2 separate regions of the Homo sapiens genome follow, and region 1 is linked to region 2. A link is a contact called in ENCODE Hi-C or POLR2A ChIA-PET data. All regions are on one chromosome and are shown on one strand. Each heading gives the region's core, a stretch centred on a gene start or an enhancer-like site at or near the end of the contact. The rest is flanking DNA. Distances are from core to core; before and after follow the strand shown. Region 1 holds the start of MLF2 (myeloid leukemia factor 2). Region 2 has its middle 21 kb from the start of CD27.

Evidence for each region. A loop is a pair of places that touch in the nucleus more often than their neighbours do. ChIA-PET counts read pairs that join two places held with the same protein, here RNA polymerase II (POLR2A). Pooled maps may share reads with other maps.
Region 1: a pooled map shows a loop between it and region 2 (4-fold over the local background). The contact joins the promoter of MLF2 here to the enhancer-like site in region 2. A Hi-C loop is called at or near these places in 1 of 37 single-sample maps with no recorded cell type and 5 of 50 pooled maps. POLR2A ChIA-PET finds 5 or more read pairs at or near these places in 1 of 52 experiments (activated T-cell).

The regions. Positions count from the first base shown.
Region 1 is chr12:6,750,993-6,756,401 of GRCh38, reverse strand. It overlaps MLF2 (myeloid leukemia factor 2), which reads left to right and starts at 3,261. Exons shown (of 9, transcript NM_001382226.1): 1 at 3,261-3,463; 2 at 4,040-4,117; 3 at 4,348-4,477; 4 at 4,726-4,761. The coding sequence starts at 4,068. RefSeq lists enhancers at 2,705-2,874, 2,905-2,954 and a silencer at 3,125-3,364.
Region 2 is chr12:6,421,417-6,426,478 of GRCh38, reverse strand. No RefSeq gene overlaps it. Among named protein-coding and RNA genes, the nearest start is that of CD27, 21 kb to the left of the region's middle. RefSeq lists an enhancer at 2,963-3,012. Within about 2 kb of position 2,723, at least 6 of the 41 ENCODE cell types and tissues checked have a DNase peak (open chromatin) inside an H3K27ac peak, as active enhancers do.

The DNA of each region.
Region 1 (5,409 bases), core at 2,012-4,511, 330 kb before region 2:
GAGAGGAAAGGAAATGAAGGAGAGGGAGAGACCCGGAGAAGGAAGACAGACACAAACTCTGGTTACTTGCAAAATTACATCCCTTTAATTCCTGGAGTAGACAACTGCCTATATGGTATGTCTCCAAGAACTCTGAAAATGGGCTCTTGCATTTGCTCTTTCATCCTCACCTGTTCAAGAGGTTTTTTTTTTTTCTTTTTTTCTTTTTTAGAGACAGGGCCTTGCTCTGTCTCCCAGGCTGGAGTGCAGTGGTGTGATTATGGCTCAAGCAATCCTCCCACCGCAGCCTCCCAAGTAGCTGGGACTACAGGCACACACCACCACACCTGGCTAATTTTTTTTACTGAAGAGACAACGTCTCACTATGTTGCTCAGGCTGGTCTCCAACTCCAGGGCTCAAACGAGCCTCCTGCCTTGGCTTCCCAAAGTGTTGGAATTACAGGTGTGAGTCACTGTGCCTGGCCAACAATTTCCTTTTTTTTTTTTCTTTTTTTTATTGAGACGGAGCCTTGCTCTGTCGCCCAGGCTGGAGTGCAGTGGCAAGATCTCGGCTCATTGCAACCTCTGCTGCTGGGTTCAAGCGATTCTCATGCCTCAGCCTCCCAAGTAGCTGGGAGTACAGGCACGTGCCACTATGCCTGGCTAATTTTTTTGTATTTTTAGTAGAGACAGGGTTTTGCCATGTTGGCCAGGTTGGCCAGGCTAGTCTCGAACTCCTGACCACAAGTGATCCAACCACCTCGGCCTCCCAAAGTGCTGGGATTACAGGCGTGAGCTACCGCGCCTGGCCAGCAGATTCTTAAGTTTTGGAAGGAAGAAGAGAAAGGACTCTAGGCACCTAAAGGCGGTACGTAAAGGATAGCAGGTGGCTGAGCACAGTGGTTCATGTCTGTAATCCCAGCACTTTGGGAGGCCAAGTTTGGGCGAATCACTTGAGCTCAGGAGTTTGAGACCAGCCTGGGCAACATGATGAAACTCCCCATCTCTACAATTTAATTAAAAAAAAAACAAAAAAACGGATAACAGGTAACTAAAAAAGAAAAAGGTGGCTACAAGACTGTATGCCTTCAATTGGCAGAGACCGTGTCTTATATTTTGTATGTATGCTTAATACAATGTACCTAGGACAGTTCCAGGCCTCATTAAACATTTGCTTTTTATTTTTATTTTTATTTTTTTTGGAACAGAGTCTCGCTCCATCCCCCAGGCTGGAGTGCAATGGCGTGATCTCGGCTCACTGCAACCTCCACTTCCCAGGCTCAAGTGATTCTCCTGCCTCAGCCTACTTGTGGGATTACAGGTGCTTGCTACCATGCCCGGCTAATTTTCGTTTTTGTTGTAGTTGTTGTTTTGAGACGGAGTCTCACTGTCGCCCAGGCTGGAGTGCAGTGGCACAATCTTGGCTCACTGCAATCTCCATCTCCTGGGTTCAAGCGATTCTCCTGCCTCAGCTTCCTGAGTAGCTGGGATTACAGACATGTGCCACCACGCCCAGCTAATTTTTGTATTTTTAGTAGAGACTGGATTTCACTTTGTTGGTCAGGCTGGTCTCGAACTCCTGATCTTGTGATGTGCCCGCCTCAGCCTCCCAAAGTGTTGGGATTACAGGCGTGAGCCACTGCGCCAGGCCTTAAACATTTGTTGATTGGCTGGACAATAAAGAACTTGCTTTAGAAGGAGGAGAGGACAAAAGAAAAAAAATGGATAGGATCTCTTTAGTTAAGTTTCAGCCACAGAACCTTTACTGGGACAACTCTTGATCACATGTCAAACTGCTTTCATTTGGGGCAAGAGGATAAGGGGAAGTTGCATGGTGGGAAGTGCAGAGATCTGGAAGACAGAAGATTTTACTAAGTCTCTTCCCCCAGAAATAGCAATGAAAAACAAATTTACTTGTATTCTGTCTGTTTTCCTTTGACTTGCCAGTCTGTCAGCTTATATCTTAATTATCTATCTCTGCTCCCTGTCTCTATTATTGTTTTTTCCTCTTTAATAATGATCAAGTCCAAAGAAACGTGAGAAGCCCTGTTCCTAGCACCTTTTCCTGAGTCACCAGGGACCCCCTCTTTCTCCCCCAGGGAATTACTGGGAACAAGTCTTTCTCATTGGGTCAGACTCCACACAGCACTAATATGGCTAAAAGCCAGAGTAAAGAACCAGGGAAAGCTGGAGTTTGGATGAGTCTGGTTAAAGTCCATCCTAGACAGTCCAAATGCCCTGACCCCAAAGGGGAAGGCCCTTCTCTCCAGCAGAGCCAGATTTTATGCAAGACATTTAGTATGTCAAAGTATCAGTCTCTGGCCTTGGAGGCAGGTCTTCTGGGCCCCGTTTTAGCTCCTCCCCTGGGTGATCCAGGTTAACTGAGCTCTCCACTCCTTTGTTCCCCCAAACTTTAGACCTTTGACCTAAGAAAGCAACCAAGAAAGGTCAGTGCAGGACTGGGAGCTCTTGAGGACACAAGAATTAGAGTAAAAGGAAGGGGAGAGTGGCATTAAACTAATAGATTCAGAACTGTAGCCTTTCCCCAGTCCAACCCTTCACAGATGGGTAACGGGGGAGGGTCCAGGTCCCTCTCCAACGCGAGTTCTCAAGGGCCTCCGGTTCCAGCCTGGCCGAGGAGCGCCATCTGGCGGCCAACCCCCCAACCTGGATCCTCTGCCCCATCCGACTTTCTGAAGCCCGAACTAGATCTGGGCTGGAGAGTTTCACCTCCTCTGCGTCACTCCGGGGACTCCGCCCTGCCAGGAACGCTCCTCCTCAAGCGGGGACAGGCCCAAGCGCCTCCCCCGCAGGAAAACTGCCCATCCTCCCTCTAGGGTAGACTGCTTCTCCAGTAGAGTCGGCTTAAAGCTCCCCCCAGGGATCCGCCCCGCCTCGTCGCCCACAGAGCGCCCGCCTCTCCCCAAGGGGCATCTGCCCCTCGTCCTCCAGTTTCCCCTTGAGGAGGGAGAGAGAACGTGCTGCACTGCGCCCCCAGGTTCAACCTCCAACCCGGTCCCTCCCGAAGAATGGATTCCTCTTCTCCTTCTCCTCCCCTGCCTTATGGGAGCCTCTTCCAGTCCACAGAACCCAAATCGAGGTTACTAATGAGCTCCCCTTCTTCGTGCCCAGGGGACCCCTCTCGGCCTCAGGCTCTGCTCCCCTGAGCTTGGCCCATGGCCCCGGCGCCCCTGGGACTCGGCCCCAGCCATCTCACCACCCGCGCCAGGGGGCGGGGCTCCCACGGCCCGGCCCCGGGTGGGCGGGTCTATCGTGACGTCACTTCCGCCCGGGCCTGGCCGAGGTTCGGGCTCCGTTGGCCGAGGGGGCCGTACGGAGGTGGCAGCTGTGGGAGGAGGCGGCGTGGAAGGCCGAGGAGCTCAAGCCCGGACCAATCCCCACGTTCCGGGCCGCGACCCTGACCCTGCAGCGTACCGGGAAGCGAAACCGGCCGGATGGGCCGCTGAGCCCGAATCGGGCACTGGTGAGGCTCGGGCAGAGCTGGCAGCCCCGGACGGGAGCGGGCCCACGGGGCTGCAGGGTCTGGGAGCCCGGGATGCGGGGTGGGGAGAGGAGAGGCTCAGGCCTACCTCTCCTGCTCGCCTGGCGGGGAGGCGGGAGCTAGAGGAGTCGCAGACAGGCGCGGGGGGCTTAGTGAGGCCCGCCTGGGGGAGGCCTGAGTGTAAGGAGGGGGCGGGGTGACTGGGGTCATTAATGGGGCGGAGGACCTGCACTTGGCATTCTCATCTAGAACGGTGTCGTCGGCGGGAGGAGGGGAGAGTATGCTACCGGCCAGAGCTTTGGGAAGAGGATGGCTCTGAGTGGGGGAGGGAAAAACCGAGAGGGTTGGAAAAATTTTCCATGGCCCTAATTGAGAAAGAGGTTTGAAGAGCCCTTCCCTCCCTAGAGGGTTGTGTGGAACACCTGGAGTAGGGTCTCCCTGGAGTTTAGGGGGTCAGTTACAGGATTTGGAAAGGACAGTGCTCTGAGAGTCCCCACACTGAGTGGGTGTGCAAAACCCTGGCCACCTCCAAGTATCTGAGCTTCCATATCTTTCCAGTGTGGAGCCCCCTGGAGCTGAGATCAGGATGTTCCGCTTCATGAGGGACGTGGAGCCTGAGGATCCCATGTTCCTGATGTGAGTATTCCCTCCCCCTCAAGCTCTCCCACTCCAGGTCTCTGAGCAGTTCAGGCAGACATCGGGGTTCCCATTGCTAGGAATGGTTGGAACTGGCTGGATACCTAGCTCCTACCTAGCAGGAAGTAGGCATCGGTGCCACTGTTGCTCTGTGCGTATTTTTTTGCAGGGTGGTGGAGGGATTGACAGTTTGGCGCTTCTGCCATCCATACTATGTGCTCACTCCACAGGGATCCCTTTGCTATTCACCGTCAGCATATGAGCCGTATGTTGTCAGGTGGCTTTGGATATAGCCCCTTCCTCAGCATCACAGATGGCAACATGCCAGGGACCAGGCCTGCCAGCCGCCGGATGCAGCAGGTAATGATGCTGAGACACACCTGAGACCCAAAGAAAGGTTGGAGGTTAGTTAGGAAAGCACTTAATTTTCTTGCACTACAGCCAACTGAGCAAGTGAAATGCTCTAGGAGTTGGGGAAAGGGTCAGGAAAAAGGGCTTTGTGACTCCCTTTTGAGAGGATGGAAAAAAATTGAGGCCATGGGCCTGGTTTGGGATTGTAAAGAGATAGGATGTGGTCTCTAATTTCTGTTCCTCATGTGTTCCTGTAGGCTGGAGCTGTCTCCCCCTTTGGGATGCTGGGAATGGTGAGTCTTTATCTCCCTGTGTCCTTCCATCTCAGACACACTCTCTACCCTTAGATATTATTCCCAAATGTGCCTCTTAGGAATAGTTTCATGAGTAACCCCAGAATCTTCTCTTTTTATGGCATTCACAAAGCTCTGAGCCTGTTGGGTACTAGGAGCCCTGTGGGTTAAAGGTGTTAAACTCTTGTTGGGAGGCCGAGATGGGTGATCACTTGCAGTCAGAAGTTCGAGACCAGACTGGCCAACATGGTGAAACCCCGTCTCTACTAAAAATACCAAAAAAGCCAGGCATGGTGGCACACACCTGTAGTCCCAGCTACTCTTGAATCCGGGAGGTGGAGATTGCAGTGAGCCGAGACTGCGCCACTGCCCTCCAGCCTGGGCAACAGAGCCAGACTCCATCTCAAAAAAAAAAAAAAGAAAAGATGTTATTAACTGTTGTACTCCTAGAAGTTCATACGCATTAGGAAGATGTAATTGTCTAGCAAAATTTGTTCTTTTGAGGAGGGAAGTGCAGTTAAAGGGCCAACTAGAGATGATTTTTTGGTAGGTTTTAACAATTTCATGCCTTACCTCTTTAGAGTTTAGAATCCATTACTTTGGCTTGCTTCCTAAAGATGGGGGGAATATAGCAAGCAGGAGAAGGAA
Region 2 (5,062 bases), core at 1,474-3,973:
ACCCGGCCTGATGCTCCCTACTTTGATGTGCATAGAGGAATGTTGCAGGCCACAGGCATAGGCAGGGTCCTGGTGGCTGGTGATGTCAGAGAAGCCTGGGGGGGAAGTCCAAGGATCAATCAGCTGGTGAAAATCTGAAGGAGCGGAGGATGATTCGAGTAAATCTGTGCTGCTTGGCCTGCGTCCAAGGCCGTCTCTCTGCTCAGTCACTTGCTGGCTGCCCAGTTGCTCAGGCTCCGTGGGTTTGTTTCCACTGTCACATGGGGATGCAGATGCTGGCCTCGGAGGGCGGGTGTGAGCAGCCATGTTTGGTAACTCGGGTGAATGCCCTGCTAGGACTTGATGCAGAAGAGGTGCCAGTCAGTGTTCACTGGAGTATGACTTGATCACCAGCAACTTCCTTCTTGACTGGGATAGGGCAACATGAGAGCTGAGAGTTCCTTAAGTGGGGCCGTGCTCAGAATGGAAGGGAAAGAGTGAAGAAATCTACTAGGAAGAGGTGTATGGGAGGCGTATGCGACAAATCTCACCTTTATGAGAGCTCAGCTAGTCAGTGGGAGCTTTAGGTTGAACGGTGTGGGTGCTTCTAGGGCTGAGGAGACCCCATCATATTTTCACGCCAAAGGAATGGGGTGGGCCGGATGGGGAGAGCTGCAAGAAGCAGGATGTTGCAAGTTTGTGTGGTTTGTTTGTTTCTTTTGTTTTGTGAGACAGGGTCTGGCTCTGTTGCCCAGGCTAGAGTGTAGTGGTGTGATCACGGCTCACTGTAGCCTCGAACTCCTCGCCTCAAGCAGTCCTCCCACCTCAGCCTCCCGAGTAGCTGGAACTACAGGCGCACGCCATGAAGCCCAGCTAGTTTTTGCATTTTTACTAGGGACAGGGTTTCACCAGGTTGTCCAGGCTGGTCTTGAACTCCTGGGCTCAAAGCGATCTGCCCGCCTCAGTCTTCCAAAGTGCTAGGATTACAGGCATGAGCCACCATGCCCGGCAATTATACATTTTAAATATTAATATAATAATGAGGCTAATCTATAATACTTCTATGTCAAATTGTTTAAAATTTTTTTAATTTTTTTTTCTGTAGTTTCATGCATTTCCTATTTAAGTATTAATATATGTCAGATTCTTTTAAGCATTACAAAAACTTTAAGTACCAAATGCATGCAGTGGTTAAAACCTGTTTGAAACTTAGCATGAGTTTGATTTGCTTCATCACTTTTGATTTTTATCAGTTAAGGTTTGACCAGAGAGTCAAAACCACTATGAGTGTTATGGAATAAGGAACTTATTTTAGAGATTAGACCTTAATCAATCATGGCAGCTGGGGAAGGAGTCTTTGGAGGCCTCCGTATCTGTGGTGGACCTGAGGTCACTATGGGTCAGTTGGGAGAAGCACTGGATGTGAAGTGGGGGCAGGGCAAAGGCCATCCGGAGCCTGCGTCTGTGCCTCACCACCACCCACCCCGATGGTATGGGTGTCTGCAGAAGGACCTAGCACTCCTTGCCACGGAGTTGCACTTGTGTGGCCAAGAATTAGAGAAGCTGAAGGAGGCGATCTGACGGGAGCTGGAAGAGCTGCCAGTCTGGCTGCCATCCGTGCAGACAAGGTGAGCCAGCAGATGACTGTCACCCCATGCTGGCCTCAGAGCACGACGGCCGCTCCTATTCTGTTTTCCTACCTCTCAAATCTTACATTTCTCTTGTGGCCAACCCTCACCCAGAACCATACAGGGATTAATTTCCAAGAAATATGGTTTCGTCTTAGCTAAGTTGAGAGGGTAAAAGCCATCATAAAGATTGATTCCAAACCTTCTTGGGGTTAAAAGAACACTCGTCCCCAAGGGGAACGGTTTTACTCAAGTGGGCAGTGTATGACCGTGATCTGTGATTACCGTCTCAGGAAGGCTAACCTTATTTATTTGCCAGATTTGAGGCTAGGAAGCCAGACTTGGGCCTGCGTACATCTATATAGTTCTCAGTTTAGTACAATGTTCCCTTAAATGTTTCAAACTACATTATAAATTTAATAGTTCTGAGTTTGTCTAAGTCTATACCCTTTTTAAAAATTAAAAAAATTTTTTCGCATTGACAACTAATCAAAAGAAGAGTCCATATGCTTCTGATGGGTTTAGATTTGCAACCTGCCTCCTGGGTCCAAATCGTACCCCCACTAGAGTATCTGGAAGTCTGGAATCTCCACCCTCAAGCTGCAGCCCTTCTTGGTGCCTCTTCCTTTTGGCCTGGCTACTGGATCCTTTCCTTATTCTTTCTGTCCGAGTAGGTCACCACTCCATAGCCATATGCATACCTCTGCAGGGCTCTGCTCACAACCCTGAAGTCATGCTCATGCCTGTGAGCACTGGACAGGATCCTGCACGGCCTCAGGAGGAACTCCAGGGAGTGGAGAACAGAAGCGCATGCCACGTTCACGCAGGGTCAGGATCTTACCCATCCAGGGCAGAGATTTTCCCCAGGGAGGAGGGATTACAGGTGCATATGCTGGCACCTGTAATCCCAGCTACTCAGGGTCACCTCTACGGGAGGGACTGAAGCCAGCAAGAACCATACACAAACTCTGTCCTAAAAGGAGCTGGTGAAGTCCCCTGGGGAAGGGGTAGAAGGGCCTTGGGGCCAGTTGCATAACTGGGACCTTCAAGCTGTGGCTCCCTGCCCAAGGAGCCTCTGCTATCCAGTCATGCGCTTGATTCCAATGGAGGCAGGAAGCGCGTCGTCCCATCTGTCTGGGCTTTGGGTGCCCTCTTGTGGCAGAATAGTGATTTCGCTCTTCACACTGTCTCACGTGGCCCTCTCAGGAGCCCAATTAGGGCTTCAAGGCTGTTATTTTGAAGATACGTTTATCGCAGCACTGTTTACAAGAGCAGGGATATGGAATCAACCTAGGGGCCCACCAATGGATGATTGTATAAAGAAAATGTGGCATATTTATACCATGGAATACTACTCAGCCATTAAAAAGAATGAAATTACATCTTTTGCAGCAATGTGGATGGAACCCTTAGAGGCCATTACCTTAAGTGAAATAATTCAGAGACAGAGTCAAATACTGCATGTTCTCATTTATAAGTGGGAGCTAAATAATGTGTGCACATGGACACAGAGAGTGCAATAGTAGACATTGGAGATTTGGAAAGGTGGGAGGGTGGGAGGTGGGTGAGGGATGAGAAATTTCCCAATGGGTACAATGTACACTATTCGGATCGTGGTTATACTAAAAGCCCAGACTCCACCACTACTCAATATATCCATGTAACAAAACTGCACTGTACTCCCTACATCTATAAAAAGAAAACAAAATGGGATTCTAACAGAAAAAAAAGGGACATAAGGGCAGAGGTGCCAGGCGTCGGGTATCCTCCCAGGGCTTCTCTTGTGTCAGCACAGCAGGCTGGGTTTCAGCAAGTTCAAAGAATTTGAGGAACCCCCTAAGGGAGGGCCACTGGTGGGGGCAGAGGGGTGATCCCAAGTACTCCTATCTGTGACTTGAAGAATCTATCTTTAACATAACCTAAAAGAATATACCAAAGGCTGGGCGTGGTGGCTCACGCCTGTAATCCCAATACTTTGGGAGGCTGAGGCTGGCGGATCACGAGGTCAAGAGATTGAGACCATCCTAGCCAACATGGTGAAACCCCATCTTTACTAAAAATACAAAAATTAGCTGGGCATGGTGGCAAGTGCCTATAGTCCCAGCTACTCGGGAGGCTGAGGCAGGAGAATCGCTTGAACCCGGAAGGCAGAGGTTGCAGTGAGCCGAGATTGCAGCACTGCACTCCAGCTTGGGTGATAGAGCGAGACTCCATCTCAAATAAAAAAAAAAAGAAAGAAAGAAAAAAAGAATGCACCAAAGTATGACCTGATCTTGTTTTCTTTTTAAAATTAAAATAGGGGCCGGGTGCGGTGGCTCACACCTGTAATCCCAGCACTTTGGGAGGCCGAGGCATGCGGATCACGAGGTCAGGAGATCGAGACCATCCTGGTCAACATGGTGAAACCTGTCTCTACTAAAAATACAAAAATTAGCTGGATGCGTTGGCACGTGCCTGTAATCCCAGCTACTTGGCAGGCTGAGGCAGGAGAATCGCTTAAACCCGGGAGGCAGAGGTTGCAGTGAGCTGAGATCATGGCATTGCACTCCAGCATGGGCAACAGAGCAAGAATCTGTCTCAAAATAAATAAATAAATAAATAAATAAAATTAAAAAATTAAAATAGGGACAGAGTCTTGCTATGTTGCCCATGCTGGTTCCAACTCCCCTGGCCTCAAGCAATCTTCCCACTTCAGCCTCCCAAAGTTCTAGGGTTACATGAGTGAGCCACCACGCCTGGTTATGATCTGAACATAAAAGCTCCTGTGGCTGGGTGCGGTGGCTCACGCCTGTATTCCCAGCACTTTGGGAGGCCAAGGTGAGTGGATTACCTGAGGTCAGGAGTTCAAGACCAGTCTGGCCAACATGGTGAAATCTTGTCTCTATTAAAAATTAGCTGGGCGTGGTGGCGGGCGCCTATAGTCCCAGCTACTCGGGAGGCTGAGGCAGGAGAATGGTGTGAACCCGGGAGGCGGAGTTTGCAGTGAGCCAAGATCACGCCACTGCACTCCAGCCTGAGCGACAGAGCGAGACTCCGTCTCAAAAAAAAAAAAAAAAAAAAAAAAAAAAAAAAAAATTAGCCAGGTGTAGTGGCAGGCGCCTGTGATTCCAGCTACTCGGGAGGCTGAGACAGGAGAATCGCTTGAACCTGGGAGGCAGAGGTTGCAGTGAGTCAAGATCGCGCCACCGCACTCCAGCCTGGGTGACAGAGTAAGACTCCATCTCAAAAAAAAGAAAGAAAGAAAGAAAGAAAGAAGGAAGGAAGGAAGGAAGGAGGGAAGGAAAATGCACATGCAGGCTGGGTGTGGTGGCTCACACCTGTAATCCCAGCACTTTGGGAGGCTGAGGCAGGCGGATCACTTGAGGCCATGAGTTCGAGACCAGCCTGGCCAACATGGCAAAAACCCATCTCTACTAAAAGTACAAAAATAAGCCGGGCATGGTGGCAAGCACCTG